Linked DNA regions of Mus musculus: region 2 is linked to region 1. A link is a loop called in an ENCODE intact Hi-C map of the cell type or tissue named here. Cell type or tissue: left cerebral cortex. All regions are shown on one strand.

Region 1 (8,000 bases):
TGGACAAGGGGCAGCCCCCCGATACCAGGGTCCCGGGGATACGGGAGAGAGGGATGAGGGAGAGAGGTTCCCACACAGGCGAGAGTCCTTAGTCCGGTCTGTGGCTGGAGCACAGGAAGACCTTCTGATGGGAGGTTAGACATGGCTCATTAGGAGAAAGCCTATCCCATCATCCAAGCACAGTGGGCCTTGATGAACAGAGACAGTCTATGATTTTAGAGCTTTATTGTAGAAAGGCAGGGAGAAAGGAGAGAAGGCAGAAAGAGAGAGAGGGACTGGCCATGGCCAAGAATGAGAGAAGGGGGAAAGGAGAGAGAGAGAAGAAGGGCTAGAGAGTAAGAAAGTTTAGAGAGAGCGAGGTGAAAGCTTAGAGAGTAAGTGAGGGAGAGAGTAAGAGGGAGAGTAGAGTAAGAGAGTGAGAGGAGAGAGAATAAGAGAGAACTAGGAAAGGATGAGGAGAGTGAGAGGAGAGAGAGAGAGAGGTGGGGCCAAGCAGCCCCTCTTATAGTGGGCTGTTTTATCTTGTTGTTGCTAGGTGACTGGGAGGAGTTTAGCCTGAAGGTCAGAAGCTTGGGACATTGCCTACGTGACTACTAGCCACGATTCTCCTGTGGGGGCTGTGGGGGCAGTAACTTCGACAGGAGCCAGGGTTCCAGGAGACGTGAGGAAACGCCTACCTTCCCATGTAGGTGAATTATCCCCCGGGTTCAGACCTCAGCTCGACTGGAGACCAGCCTGTCTATGCATAGCCCATTGCTCCACAGCAAAGGGCTATTGGCTGCTTTGTCTGTCCGTTTATTTATTTAATCTATATGGGTGTTTTGTCTTCATGTATGTCTATGTGTGTCTGGTGGCCTCAAAGGCCGGAAGAAGGAGCAAGAGCCCCTAGAACTGGAGTTCTGAGCAGCCCTGTGAGTGCTAGGAGTTGAACCGGGGACCTCTGGAAGGACAGCCAGTGTTTTGAACTGCTGAGCCATCTCTCCAGCCCCTGTGCTTGTTTTTCAAAGCTAGACTTTAAACTGTGAACTGTGTGTATGTGTGTGCCTGTGTGCACACACATGTGCGCACGAATTGTGTCTATGTATGCTTGCCCTGCTTGTATATACAGAGGCTGGTAGATTCCTCACTCGCTTTTTTTAATTAATCATTTTATTCATTTACATTTCAAATGATATCCCGTTGGCTAACAGGCAGGACTTAGAAGACCACGCCTTGCAGCAAGGGAGGCTAGACCTCTGTCTTCTACCTGAACTGCCATTTGCTTGTGATTCTTGATATACAACACCTATCTACCTCCCCACGCCCACATAGATACACACATAGATACACACATATATGGATCAAGGATTAACACAAGCCTGAAAGGTTTAGGTGGTCAGGATTTTATTTTCTAAAGTTCACATGTAGGGAACTAGAGACAGCATGGCAGGGAGATTGAAAAGTGGATTTAAGAGGAAGTGTCAGGAATGTTGATGGCTGCCTGCTGTTTTCAGCTAGATTTCATAGATTGAGAACATTTACTCAAAGCCAGAATGTTCCTCATTTTGAGTGGTTGTTTTCTTTTTTTTGTTCCTCATGGAACTCTGATCCTTTAGGATTCTAATGTTGATTATTAGAAAGAAGCCTAGTTTAAGAAAAGAAAGAAGGAAAGAAAGAAAGAAAGAAAGAAAGAAAGAAAGAAAGAAAGAAGGAAGGAAGGAAGGAAGGAAAGGAAGGAAGGAAAGAAGGAAGGAAGGAAGAAAGAAGGAAAGAAAGAAAGAAAGGAAGAAAGAAAGAAAGGAAGGAAGGAGGAAGCCTAGAGACAGGCTTGTATATACATCTTTAATCCTAGCACTCAGGAGAAGCCTGGTCTATATAGTGAGTTCCAGGACAGTCAGAGCTAAGTCTCAAGTAAATAGATAGAAAGATAAGTGAATAGATAGATAGATAGATAGATAGATAGATAGATAGATAGATGATAGAATAAAATTTTTAAAAAAAGCCTTTCCCCTAAATTTCAACTGAAGTGAAATAGAAATCACTGGAAATCTTAGACAGGTTATAGCTGCCTGGAGACTTTGGAGTTGTTATGTGGATGAAATTTCTCCTAGGCTTCCTAGTTACAAAAGAAGGATCAAGGGGGAAGTTTAAATTCCATTTACTGCCTCTTTGCTTTTGTGTTCAAGAATATGTGTCCTATGAGAGTTTCTCACAAGCCCAGAAGGTTTGAGTTTGGGTCACTGGCATTCTCAAATCGAGATGTTAGTCATGTAGTGGTTTTCCAGTAGAATCCCGTCCCCCCTTTGCCACCGTGGTTTTGAGAATTGCAACCAACCTCAGTCATATTTAGTGTGTATAAAAGCTGTCTTCATGGGAAATCTGGAGTAAGATCCACAGAGATTTCCTACAGAGCCAAAGCTTTGTACTTACTTTTCTCTTGCTGTGATAAAACATCATGACCAAGGCAACTTACAGAAGAGAGGGTTTGCTTGGGCTTCCAGATCCTGAGAAGCAGGCATTCATGATGGGCTGATTTACAGCCGGGAAGCTTGGCAGCATGCTGCAGACATGGTAGTGTGTACCAGATGCTGAGAGCTCACAGTGTGAGTCATAAGTAACACACACACACACACACACACACACACACACACACGGAGGGGTGAGCATGCATGATGAGAATGGCAGGAGGCTTTGAAGCCCATCTCCAGTGAAATACTTCCTCTAGCAAGGTTGTCCCTTCCAGACCACCACAAATAGTGCCACCAAGTGTTCAAATGCAGGAGACTGTGGGGGACATTCTTATTTAAACCACAGAACCATCACTGTCATTCACTCAACAAAGGCTGATGGTGGTGTGTGCTCAATCTCAGGGAAGAAGGCAGAGCCAGGAGGGTTGCAATCCAGAACTAACCAGTAAGTGATGCCAGGGGTGAGCTTTGATCTGTGCTGTGGGTGTCCCAGGATGGAAGAGAAAATTCTGAGTGGGCATCTTGGAAGAAACAGAGTTAGAAGCATTCACCCGAGAGGAGGGTATTCATGACGGGCTAACTTCAGAGGTTTAATGGAGCTTGTGTTGCTAAGGAGTGGGTTGGCTCGTGAATTCGAGGAGAGTGGCAACCTGTGGAATGGATGGGAATATGTGTCTGGGGGCTGTGTTTTACAATAGCTGCATCTTCAGTGACCTTGGGGCCCTTGCTTAAGACCTCCCAGTGCCTTGGCTAGAGGTTCTGCCTTGATAGCCAGAAGGATGGACCCCAGGATGTCTTCAAACCAGCCTAAGTGCTAAGAGCCACGGATGGACAGAACAGCCCTTTTTTGTTTAATAAATTAAATATGATAAAGAGAATGGAGTTGGTTGGTGGAAGGGTGGTATTAGAAGCTGGAGAGAATCATCTATATCAGAGATGATCTGATATGGAGTGCCTGTTGAGCTTGAAGTTCAAGGTCTAGAGGAAGCCCATTCTAGGAAGCATCCTGGTTATTAAGAGGCTACTCCAGTTCTTGGTCTTGGCCTTTTGGGAATACCAAGTGGTGATCACAGCAATGGCTGTGGTAAACAAAACAAAACAAAACAAAACACCAATTTAAAATGCCAAGGGTAAGACTCTTCCAGAACACGAACTCCTCTCCATATGCCCATTCAGCCACACCTCTGGTCCACCCTCTCGAGTGGACAGCTTAGTCATTACGTCACCAAGCTAGGAGCCTGAGGATGGTTTAACTCTTGCCCACCAACTCTTCCCTGACTGGCGGCCAGCTGTGGATTCTGCCTCCTCACAAAACATCCAAGCAGGATGTTACCCGATGAATAAATGGATGGATTAGGGTTCTTGTGTGTGCTCTTTTATCATTTCCGGCCCATTTTGTTTAGTTGTTCTTCCAATTGTCTCTCAAAATGAAGTGCAGGCATTTCTCAAAACAGGCTCCCACTAACGCTTGCCCACCTGCCTGTGTAATCAGGAGGCCGTCTCGGATACACATGGAGTTTATCTGTACACCAGGTATATGCACCCAGATTGGGCCTGGCTCACCATAGGTGAGCTTTTCAAGGACCCGTGACTTTTATTTATGCCCCCAGTGGCAGGCATGTGGTAATACAACTTGAAGCACAAAGTTAATGAGTGACTAACCCATATCTATCCTGAATTATGTGTCACGTTGTGTATGGGCAGGGTTTTCATCGCTATGATGAAACACCATGATCAAAAGCAAGTTGGAGAGGAAAAGGTTTCTTTGGCTTACATATGAGTGTTCGTCATGGAAGGGAGTCAGGGCAGGAAATTAGAAGTGGCTAGAACCTCGAGGCAGGAGCTGATAGGAAAAACACAGCAGAGTGCTTCTTACTCCCTATGTTGGCTTGCTCCCTATGGCTTGCTTCACTTGCCTTCTATAGAAACCAAGACCACCTGCCCAGGGATGGTCCCACCCACACGGGGCTGGGCCTTTGATCACTAATTAAGAAAATGCCCTACAGGTTTGCCTGTAGGTCCATCTTAGGGAGGCGTTTTTTTCTCAATTGAGGTTCCCATCTCCCAGATGACTCTGCCTTGTGTCAAGTTGACATAAAACAAGTCAGCACATGCGGCTAGTCACTTATCAGAAGCAAGTCATGTTGTACACTCATAAGATTTGTTAGGGTTGTGGGTCTCCAGTATAGTCTGTTTCCAGAGGGCAGCTTTCTCTCTGTAGCCGTGAGCCTGTTAGGGGCTTTTCTCTGGTGGCCTCTTTCCATTGTCCTCCTCAGTGTCTGCAGCGGCTGGTCTGACATCTTGGCTGCCCTGGGACTCCTACTCATAGAGTATCACGAACAGGGCTGGGAGACTGTGAAAGCCATCCTTTTGTGAGGAGGCGGTGTTTGGTGATGTAGAAAGCTCTGCTAGTTAGTGTATGGCTGGCATTCTTGTTGCTGTGGACACAGCAAAGCAAAGGCACGCCACACTCCTCCGTTGAGCCCCTGCATACCCCCCCTCCCCTTTAAAAATGCGTAGCATAATAGAAGACACTTTAAAGTTGGGCTTTTACGAAGACTAATACCGCTGTCATAAGGCATTTGCTAAATCAAAGCCCAAGGAGACCTTTAACCACTGCAGAAGCTTCCTCATTTAAACCATGAAGGTTAAACAATAAAAACTAATTTTCTATTCCCAGAGTACCCATTGCCCTTCCAGGAAAAGCATCACTCTTCTTTATGAAAACAAGGACGCATAGCTCCTCGGGCGGGCTCTCGGTGTAGAAAGTACATCAGCAGTTGTAGAACGTCTCTTCTGCTCACTCCTGGAAGAAATGGTACCCATGTGGCCGTCACGGCCAAGTTCTTCACCAGGAGCTTTCAAAGACGTCCATGGCATTGGCTCAGAGAGCAGGAGGAGGTCCGACCCTCAGGTTCAGTGGGTTAGAAACCCCTTCTGCCTTTGCCCTCTCCTTCTTTTCCTGAGCTGCTGGACTTCATCCCTCCCTCATGGGGATGGTGAGGAGTTGTGTTCATTCTGAGAGCTCTCCCGGGGCTAAGGTGAGGGGCATCTCTGGTGACAGAAGAGGGCTCTACAGTCTTAGCTTTGGGGACTCAAGGACTCCACCTAAGGACCTGCACCATCTTAACTAAGGACAAATAACCATCTCTCTCTGGGTATGAGCTTTAGGGTCAGGGAGAGCCGAGATAAGGATTCTAAGTCCTGCTCTGGCAGGGGTTGTACAGCGACACGGTAGTTGCTCTTCCAGTTCTTGGAGGTGAAAAAGCTTTGTGCCTAAAGATGACTCACTGAAGGTACCACTAGGGCATTCTGGCTAGGTACAAGACCAAACCAGGAACGATACACCTTGCAAGTCAATGGGGAACCAAAACAGAAACAATATTCCTTGCATGTTAAGGGTTCTTTTTGCATTTAAGGCAGTTAAAAATAAGTTCCTGTTTGTCCTATGTTAAGCCCTTGCAAATTAAGGTTTCTATTTGTAATTAAGAATAGGTTTCTGTTGATAAGTTATTTCTCCGCTGGTCAAATGAGCCAATTCCAGCCAGATTAGATTATATTAAAGAAAGGTTTGTTGGGAAGCTACTCTTGGGCGAGTTCTCTGGCCCCTGGGAAGGAGGCCAGGGAAGTCGCCATTGGAAGAGAGAGAGGAGAGGGGGGAACTAAAGAGAGAAAGTGTGCATGAACAGAGAGAAGGGGAGAGAGAGAGAGAGAGAGAGAGAGAGAGAGAGAGAGAGAGAGAGAGAGAGAGAAGAGAGGGAGGAGAACAAAATGTGTGGATTATATAGAGAAGAGCCCCTAAGGGAAGGGCAGCCCAGCCCCTGGGCTGGAAAGTTCACGGTTGGGGGCAGAGTATGCCAGCTAGGGACTGAGGGATGCTGGGAGAACCTGGAGGCCAGGTCTGCTTTGGTGTGTAAGATAAGCATCTCAGTCCCTTGACCCAGGATCTGGAACCAAGCACCCATTTCTTAAATCTGATGTAAACTGCAACCCCGTGTACGTGATGTACACTGTACCCTCGTTCCATCCCTATCATTCTTTCTAACAATGTATATAATAGCCAACTCTCACCCCTGTGAACACCTTACCTCTTCTTAAAAAAAAAAAAAAAGGAATTTCATGAGGCCAGCAGGGGCTGCTCTCTTGAATCCTGAGACTTAGGGTGAGTCATCTGGCTGACGAGTTCGTGGTGCATCCCAAACTACAGCTTGCTTGCTTTAATTGGACAATCGTGGATTTGGTCTTTTCTCCTCAAGATTCTCAGGTTTAGCAAAAGGAGCAGCAGGTATCAATGGTGCCCATGAATGGGAAGCCAGGTTCTGGCACCCGGCACCATCAGAAGCAGCTCCACACAGTACTGCCGGCATCTACCCACAGTGCTGCCAGCATCCTTGAGGGAGGAGGTGGCCCACAGGGGAGGAAGAGCTATGAAGCCAGGCAGTCAGCTCAGTTAACAGCTTATTGCTTTCTCTACACCCAAAGACTTCAGATAGCAAGTGTTCCAGTTTTCCCCTTGACCAAAACAGTTTCTAAGTCTTAAGATGTGGAAGGACAGTGGGATACGCCTTGCAAAATTCCTATCTCCTAATCGTGTACTTGGTTGCTTTGGCAACCAGCTCCCATCCCTTGAGTTATCTCATTGGCATGAATAGGTCTGGTTGAAAAAGGTTTATGAATAACAGAAGATGCTCCTATCCCCCCTCTCCCTCCCTCCCTTCCTCCCTCCTTCTCTCTCTCTCTCCCTCTCCCTCTTCCTCCTCGTCCTCGTCCTCCTCGTCCTCCTCGTCCTCGTCGTCCTCCTCCTCTTTCTTCTTCTTCTCTCTGTCTCTCTGTGTCTCTCTGTCTCTCTCTCTCCCTCCTCCTCCTCCTTCTCTCTCTCTCTCTGTCTCTCTCTGTCTCTCTGTCTCTGTCTGTCTGTCTGTCTGTCTGTCTCTCCCTCTATCTATCTTGCAATATCACAGAGGCCCAGTCGTGAGGGGGCCTTATAAACCTTAGGACTGTACTTGTTCCTGAAGTCACCAAGTGATTTCAAGAAGAGGAGGGACAAGTTCCCCTTGTACTTAAGATGCTTTTTCCTGCCACCATCCATGCATCTGTCTGTGGCACAAAGACTGTGAGATTAGGTAGGAAGAGGCAATTGTCTTCCTGAGGAGTGATGGGATCTTGATGCTGCAGCCTGGGCCCGGGAGGAGGAGATAGGATTTCTGAGCTATTTACCAAGTAGAAGTCCACAGGACTTCCCAGCAGGAGTGGGAAATGGACTATTCATTTCCAGAAAGAGCCGGGAGTGTGGCATTCAAGTGCTAACTGGCTGATGAATGCACTATTCTTGTAACTAGGTTGGAGAAGAATTACATGAAGGGTATCATTAAGATGTTAAAATGAATGCATTACATATGTTAACAAGTGTATGAACCCTGTATTATATCTGGCAAGCGGGGTGTTAAATCCTTGTTCAACCAGCCAGATGTCCCTGCAGCTGCTGTGGTATTGCAGAGGGAGGCAGCCACCTGAGACCCTTGCTACTGACTGCTGCGATAGTGTCTAGTGTCG
Region 2 (8,000 bases), 71 kb before region 1:
CTAACCCCAAAACATGTCCTGGATTGACTTTTTCTTACATCCCCAGTGTGATTACCCCTTGCCTGCAGTGATGCAATAGTCCCTGACTGGGTCCTGTCCCCTTCCCACTTCTCTAGATCCCCACAGCAGTCAGGGCACACTTTTAGAATGGCTCACACCATCTCACTCTCCTGCTTAAAGCACAGTGTTTGTCCTCTGTGCCCAGAGATCCTACAATAGTGTCTGGTCTCTCACAGCTTTGTTAGAAGCATTCTGATATCAAGTACATTGATGGTCTCTTGATCTAGAATGCTCTTCTTCTAGATCTTTCCAAAGCTGCCTCTTTTTACCACTCAGGTTGACCTGAAGGGTCACTTCCTTCAAGAAGAGAAAAAGATGCATTTCATGCCAACTTGTGTCTCTGAGGCAAGGTCAATGTCATTGCTGTTCTGTTATCTGTAGGACACCATAATGTGTTTTGTATACACTGTTTTGTGCTGAAATGGTGAATAGATTCATAGGTCCCAAATGGTGGGTGTTTCCTGCTGGGGAGTGTTTCCAGTGTTCTATGTGATTGGCATGTTCACATATCAATGAGACTAGGGGAATATAAATACTATCATGCAACTGCAAGGAGACCTAAGCAAACCAGCCTAGTGATAACACTGGATACATTTTAATACACATACTATCCACGCTGCCATGGACCAAGAACAGATGAAACAGAGGACCATAGAAGAACAATAGAATTGGGCTAAAGAGAAGAAAAATTGAGATCAAGACTGGTTATATGGTCAGGCCTCGAGTACTGGCATTCCATAAGGAAACAACTTCTAAAAATGGGCTTAGAAAAAAAACAGATTTGTTTTTATTATGTGCATGCATGTGTGTGTGTGTGTGTGTGTGTGTACACGTGTGTGTGTGTCTGTCGGTCTGTCTCTCTGTCTGTGAGCACATGCCACACTTGTATGGGTGCCTATTGAGGCCAGAAGATGGCATCGTATCCCTTGAAACTGGAGTTACAGGTGGTTGTGATCCACTCAATGTGATTGCATGGGAATCAAACTCTAGTCCTCTGGAAGAGCAAGAAGCTTTTAACCACCAAGCTGTGTCTCTAGCCTCTGAAAAATCATTTTCATGTTGCAATGCCAGTGAAACAGAGTGGGGATGACTTTTGCATAACAATGTCAAAGTCAACAAGAAATAGGTACACACAGTCCTCTCCCCATGGTGTGGGTGCAGTGGGTTCAGGCTCTGTGTTTAGTTTAAAATGTTTTCCATACAATATATTTTGATCATGATCCTTCCGTCCCCCCAACTCTCCCCAGATCCTCTCCCATCTCTGTCCTTACCTAGCCTCATGTTCTTTTTGACCTTTCTCTTTTTAAAAAACAAAAAGTATACACACAAACAAGACAAAAGCAAAACTCATGGAGACAGTTGCCTGTTAGCCAATGACTCTTGAGCACCAGGCCTGCCCTGTAGCTTCTATTTTATTATCTATTGCTATAAAGTATCACTTTCACTTTCTTAACTGTATTCCAATCTATTGTCTTCTCTTCCTAAAGTTAAAATGTAGCAAATTTTCTATTTCTATCAACCTACTCAAGCTACCTCTACACCTTTTGTATATTAGGTTACAGAAAAAGACACAGAAAGTTTTTTTCTGAGTGCTTGGTTCACAGTCAAGGATGCTGCGAACCCCATGGGACGCTGATGGATGACTTCAACCTGAAAGCTTTGGAAGCAGGGCTTTTAAAAGTTGTTTCCTGATAATCTTCACTCCAAGGGACTTCCTGTTGAAGAGTGAAATTTACTAACCTGGTCTGCAAGAGCCTCATTGACTAGTAAGGAGCCTCAGTTTCCCTCCCTCTCTACATTACACACAGGACTACACACACACACACACACACACACAAGATGCCTCTTCATCCTGCAGCTGCTTCTCTTCCCATCTGAAATAGGATATATACCTGGCTCAGAAGAATCACATTCTACTGAAAAGCATACCTGAAGTCAGCAGGCTGCCACAGTGTTCTTCCCACCCTCCCCCTCCCCCTCCCACCTCCCCCTCCTCTTCCTCCTCCTCCTCCTTTCTATCTTTCTCTCCCTCTTCTACCAAACCTTGTTACCTTCCCTTTCCTTTTCTCTATTTCTTTCTCTTTCTACCATTTAAAAAGCGTATCTTTCAGTTTTCTAAATGTACATTTAAAAACATACATCATATACTTAATGTAACCTTAGTGGAATGTGTGTGTGTGTGTGTGTGTGTGTGTGTGTGTGTGTGTGTGTGTGTGTGTTTGCCTGCATATATATGTCCCATGTGCATGCATGGTGGCACAGAGAACAGAAGAGGCCATTGGATCTCTTGAAACTGGAGTTACAGACAATGGTAAGCTCCTGTAGATTTGGGTAACCAAACCTGAGTCCTCTGCTGGAGCAGCAATTGCCCTTAACTGCTGAGTCATCTCTCTAGTCCCATGTTTTACATTTACAGAGGGTGTATTCACAACATTCATTTTGTCCTTAGGAGTGAGTGAATGTCACTTTAGAACAAAATAAAGCAGATCAGGCAGGTAAAAGTATTTGATTCAGAGCTACCAGTTTGATTCTCTGATCTACATTTCTGGTTGTAGTTAGACATCTAATCAGTTATTATCCAAAGGGTCCTGCATTTAAGGAAAGTTAAAGTTAGAGTTGTAACCTTTGGAGGAGGGATAATCCCTGAATAAAATGAGCTAGGAATAGTTGAGGGAGAAGATGCTAATAACTAACACCCCACAAAAAAACAAAACAAAACACAAAACAAAACAAAACAAAAAACAAATCAAAAATAAAAACCCAAAGCCAAAACAAAACAAAACACAGACCATAACTGCAAAACAGTATTAGCAAATAAGGAGACTGCTTTTCAGCATTCAAATATCTGCCTGCATCTCAGCTTAAGAGAGTTTTGTAAGGATGCCACATAACAGTCCACTCACACCCTGAGGTTTTGAAGTTTTTAAAATAACAATGAAAAGATTTTGAATAATGTCATATATCCCAATATGTTGTATGTTCTTGATGATATTTTATGATTGAACCAAGTGATCATTCAACTACCCTGCTTCATATCCATATATATTAATGTTAATTATTAAGGTCTATATTATTATAGACTTTGATTTCTCAGGCTTAATTATGAACAATAAAACAAAGTTTTTATTTAAAAGGTCCAGCCCCTCCCTGCTTTTAAGGAACTTCCAGGGATTTTTGTGTCCATTACTACGTGACAGGACAACAGAAGACTGTGCTGGGTAAATGTGTTTTACCACCCGTTCGATGGTTATGGACGCTACTGGAAATCTTAAGGAGGCTGTAGCTCCTATCCATGCAGTGGGTGGGTGTGGCGGCTTAGCAGGCATGGAAACACACAGTTTTGAGGATATTCAGAATGTGGGTGGAGGAACCCCCATGCCTGAGTCCTCCCACTGGAGAGCCTGTTTGTTTCCCAGGTGTTGGGAGGAGATGGATGGCATTTTCTTTGGACCATGCTTCCATCCATTGTTTTCTGTTTTTTTTTTTTTTTTTTTTTGGTTCTATCCCACTGGAAAGATGTATTGAATAAACAACTCATGTTATATTCAATAGCAAACAACCCGTAAACGTAAAGAAACCAGAGCTAACAACCACATCTTTCTGTATGCTTTTTTTTTTATTTCTGCATTCATCTTTTATGGAAATCTTTTGAGTGTAGGAATCTAGTGCTTATAACTGTTAGATTTATCTCATCCTTTGAACCTTGGTATTTGTACAGGAGACAGGAGATGGTCATGGATAGGGACATAATCCTCCATGAAAATGATATTTATTTGCATGGCATTTCAGATGTACTTCAAGGTGAACAAGAAAAACCTCATGGATGTCAGTCTCCAAAACACTGTTTTGAAAAACAACCCTATTATTAGCAGACAGTGTTCAAAAGTCATGCCTGAAAGGGGTGTGATCTGGGAGATGTTTTTCTCTTTGGAAAAGTAACATTTTCTTTTTTCTGCTACTGCACTGGAGAAACTGGAGCTATTCTGCAGGTTATCTTGAACGCTTTTACTACTTAGAATTTTATATCCTAAGAGCTAGGGCAGCACAGGAGTGCAGTGAGTCATCCTGTTTTCTTTTCCCATTTATAACGGTTCAGTCACTAGCCCTCTAGTACTGCTTAAAAAAAAAATCACAAATAAAAGGGAAATGAGTCAGATGTTCGGAACCCAGACGTTTGGTTCTTTTGCTCTTTTCTTGCTTGTCCTTAAGGAACTGGACTTTAAAAAAGTGTTTTCATCAAGGGATACACCGGAAGGTGGGGAAAAATAAGTTTCTGCTAATCAGCTTTATGGTTGGCTAAAAAGATGCAATCAAGAGGTAGAGAGATCTTGCTGCTGTTGCTGAGGACCCGGCGCCCATATCGTAGCTTACAACCATCCATAACTCCAGTCCTGGGCATCCAAATCCATCTTGTGACCTCCTCAGGCACCAGGCATGAACCTGGTGTTTATACATCCATGCAAGCAAAACACTCATACACATAAAACAAAAGAAATAAGTCTAAGAAAGTAGTTTTTTAAAATGTAATTAAAAACCAATAGAAAAATGTATTGTCTTCCATTGCGACCAATCTGACTACCACCTTCACCATCGTCGACATTATTAGCTGTTACCTTGTGCTAGAAACTGTCTTAGGGTCTACCTTTTTTGTTTTGTTTTGTTTTTTTGAGACAGGGTTTCTCTGTGTAGCGCTAGCTGTCCTGGAACTCACTCTGTAGACCAGGTTGGCCTTGAACTCAGAAATCCACCTGCCGCTGACTCCCAAGTGCTGGGATTAAAAGTGTGCACCACCATGGCCTGGCTAGGGTCTACCTTCTTATTATTTTAATAGACTTGGTCTTTCCTGTGAGATGGAACTTTTGCACACGCCAATTCCTTTGCTCGGGATGCCACCTTTGTGTTAACATTAGCCTGTCCTTCAGAGTGAACCTCAGATATCACCTCTCCCACAAAGGCCCCACTGAGTATGTCCTTCTCTGTCCCCTCACCTTTCTCCTTAACTAAATTGCAGTCTGGAGAAAGCTGAGCTCAGGTGTCATTTTGCTCACTAGGGAGCATGTAGCATACATCACACAATTTAGTACATTGGAATTGTTCAATACAGTTGGGCCACATAGCAAGTGCCACCATCAGATTTCATCTCAGTACATCTTTGCTACTAGAGTTTAACCTCTGGTTTTCCCTATTTGATCCTCTTTATCCTCATCTTCTGCTTCCTTCCATCTTTCCCTCTTCATTACAAAAGCACACTGTAATGTTTGAAACACTAGAACCACACGTAGATTATGGGTTTGTATACAGATAGTTATATGGAAAACCCGAATTATTACAGTGTTAGCCTTATCCCTACTTCCAGTCTGTGGATGCAGCTGTGGCATACTAGATATGGTATGGTGCCATTAGAATCAGACAGGGCTCCAGTCAGTGGAAGTGATGCTTCAAGACAAGCACTGCAGACCCAGAGAAGGAACACAATGCACACATGCGAATCAGATAAAATACATGGTTTGCTAAGGTCATGATGAAGAAAGAAGATCAAAAACTCTAGGTCATAGTGATGGAAGGAAGATCTTGGAAGCTTCAAGTAGTGAGGAAAATTGTGGAGCTGCTTGAATAGTTTTAGATTATGGTGTAATGAGACCTAGGATGCCTTTCTTCACAAGTGGAAAAACTCGAGGGTAGTGGCTGAGAAGCAAGTAGCACCCGAGAGAGTTCTAGAGCAGATGTCATACTCTAGTACAGATGTGCAGTCTGTCAGGCTGCATGGCAAACACAGTCACTGCTTAAACCGATGGTAGTTTGAGCATAAAATACAGATTTGCTACATACTTGCTTCTTTATTTCTGCCTAGTGACTTCAAGGGTAGGATTATTGGGTATATTAATATCTTTGGATTAGTTGGCAATTTAAAAAGTCAGCTAACAAGAAGGGCTGTAAGTGGGATCTTAAATTGATTAAAGCTATTATGATATAACAGACTGAACTGACAAGGCCAAAATTTGAGAAATAAATGAGAATTTTTATATATTTGTGTGCATGTTTCAAAATAGAGAAAAATCAACATATCCTAGAAAATGTTGCTGTAATTGCAGGTTTAATTTTACCAGTGGTTATATTTCTCATAGTTTCCTGTGTTGGAGTTTATGGCTTGGGAATGGATGACCACAAAATTAGCAATTATCCTGTAATTTTAAAAGTGTGGTTAAATTTGTTTCTGGTAGCCTTATGTTTTCCACTTTCATAAAACTAGTAAGTTTACTACACTAGATATTTGGGTAAATTGGACTAATCTTAGGTTCCTTGGTGTTAAATGGTAGTAAACTTAATGATTCATTAAACTTCATATTCTTCGAAAAAGGGAATGTCTGATAATTGTATTGCTAAAGAACTACATTATTTAAGCCCCAATACCTTACAACATTTGAGATTTAGGGAGAACGCATTAATGTTTCAAACGTTAACTTTGCACAGGGATGAAGATGAGTTTGGCCACCCTACTTATCTGTGCCTTAAAAATAAGTTCCCAAGAATTACTGTTATGTTGTTACCAGCAGTAAGTGCACACTCGTGCATTGTTATATATTTCTCTAGATTCTAATTCCCCAGGATAGGAACACTGCAGTCACACCATTATATTTGGACATTGTTGGTTGCAGAATAGGTAGCCAAATGAGATCTAGGGGGGGGGGCATGTATATATCTGCATGCACCAAAGTTCAAGTTAGTGCCAGGTAAGGAGACCTGGGTTCCGTATCATAGGGAATGACCACTAGGACATTTTCTCACTCAAACATGCCCTAGTTTCCTTATGGGAGTGAAAGTGGAAATGTGAAGCATGGGAGGAGCAGGGGACTGTGGATTCTAAACTCATTTCCAAATTGTGGATCTTGTCTGGAAGGCATTGGTACTGGTCTAGGCTACCCTTTCATGGCAGCAGGTAGGTGCGACAATGGCCTTTAATAAAACCTCAGGGGTAGACAATCAGTGCTTGAATGAAGTGGGCAGACCCAGCTATGTGTGTCTTTTTTCTTCCTTCATGAAGGAAAAGGGTCAATGGGCTTCTATTCAAGAGACTTAGGAGACAAAGAGCTTGAAACATAAGGAGCTGGAACGCATGCTCGCATACTTCAGCCAGAATCTGGAAACCAGAGACATTTCAGTTTCTTCTATCAAGCGTGGAAGCCCTAGCTCCCAGAGGACTGCATATACAACATTGTTCTCTCTCCTCAGCAGTACAAAATATACCACTTCTTTGGGCAATAGGGTAGTAGCTTGTTCGACATAAGAGTGAAAAAGATTCACCTTCCCCCAGTCTCAATATCATATATAATAATGAAAATATTTGAATAATGCAGAAAAAAGATTAGAATTACTTTGAATGAAATAATTATAACACCAGCAGGTTAGAATTCTTTTCCCCTAACTAAAGTACTGAATAAATAAATAAAAGTGAGATTGTCATATATGTATTTCGTAACCTTACAGTTTTCCTCCTAATGTACTCTGACCACAATAACATATCCTCAAGGTATATTTAAATGATTCACAGAATAGATATATTCATAAAACATATCAACAGACATGTTATATCACTATGAATAGTGTTCATAGCTTTGAAATTTAAGTTGGTTCAACGACAACCCATGTTAATAAATCTTTATGCATTTTCCTAAATATTTCTGATGATTCATTTTCCTTTGCAATCATATTTTAAGATGTATGATTAAACAAAATTACTCCTTAAGAATCCTTGAGGGCTGTCATTTAAAATTGTGTGATAGTGTGGGAATACACGGGAACACTGGGAAAGTTCAATAAAGAACACATCTGACCTATCCCAAAAGCTTTGGTGACAGAATGTCCTTTACTTTTAGCCTTCCCTGTAGTCACCTGTGAATTGTGAGCAGACAAGCTAGAGAAAAAAGCATTTAAAAAAGCAT

What was found. Hi-C counts contacts between places; a loop is a spot of excess contacts. Peaks named below come from ENCODE experiments on the same cell type or tissue, not always from the same donor. Only the 100,000 strongest peaks of a DNase experiment are listed, where the experiment ranks them.
Region 2: a loop joins it to region 1, with 2.4 times the contacts of the local background. A loop is called at or near these places in 2 of 42 quality-filtered maps.

The regions. Positions count from the first base shown.
Region 1 is chr14:78,288,938-78,296,937 of GRCm38, reverse strand. The region is part of intron 2 of Tnfsf11 (tumor necrosis factor (ligand) superfamily, member 11); the gene reads left to right. Among named protein-coding and RNA genes, the nearest start is that of Tnfsf11, 15 kb to the left of the region's middle. In left cerebral cortex, CTCF peaks have their summits at 4,063 and 6,545 (motif pointing right); a DNase peak (open chromatin) is centred at 6,768.
Region 2 is chr14:78,359,470-78,367,469 of GRCm38, reverse strand. No RefSeq gene overlaps it. Among named protein-coding and RNA genes, the nearest start is that of Gm30662, 31 kb to the right of the region's middle. In left cerebral cortex, no CTCF peak of the experiment used is centred here; DNase peaks (open chromatin) are centred at 2,376 and 4,120.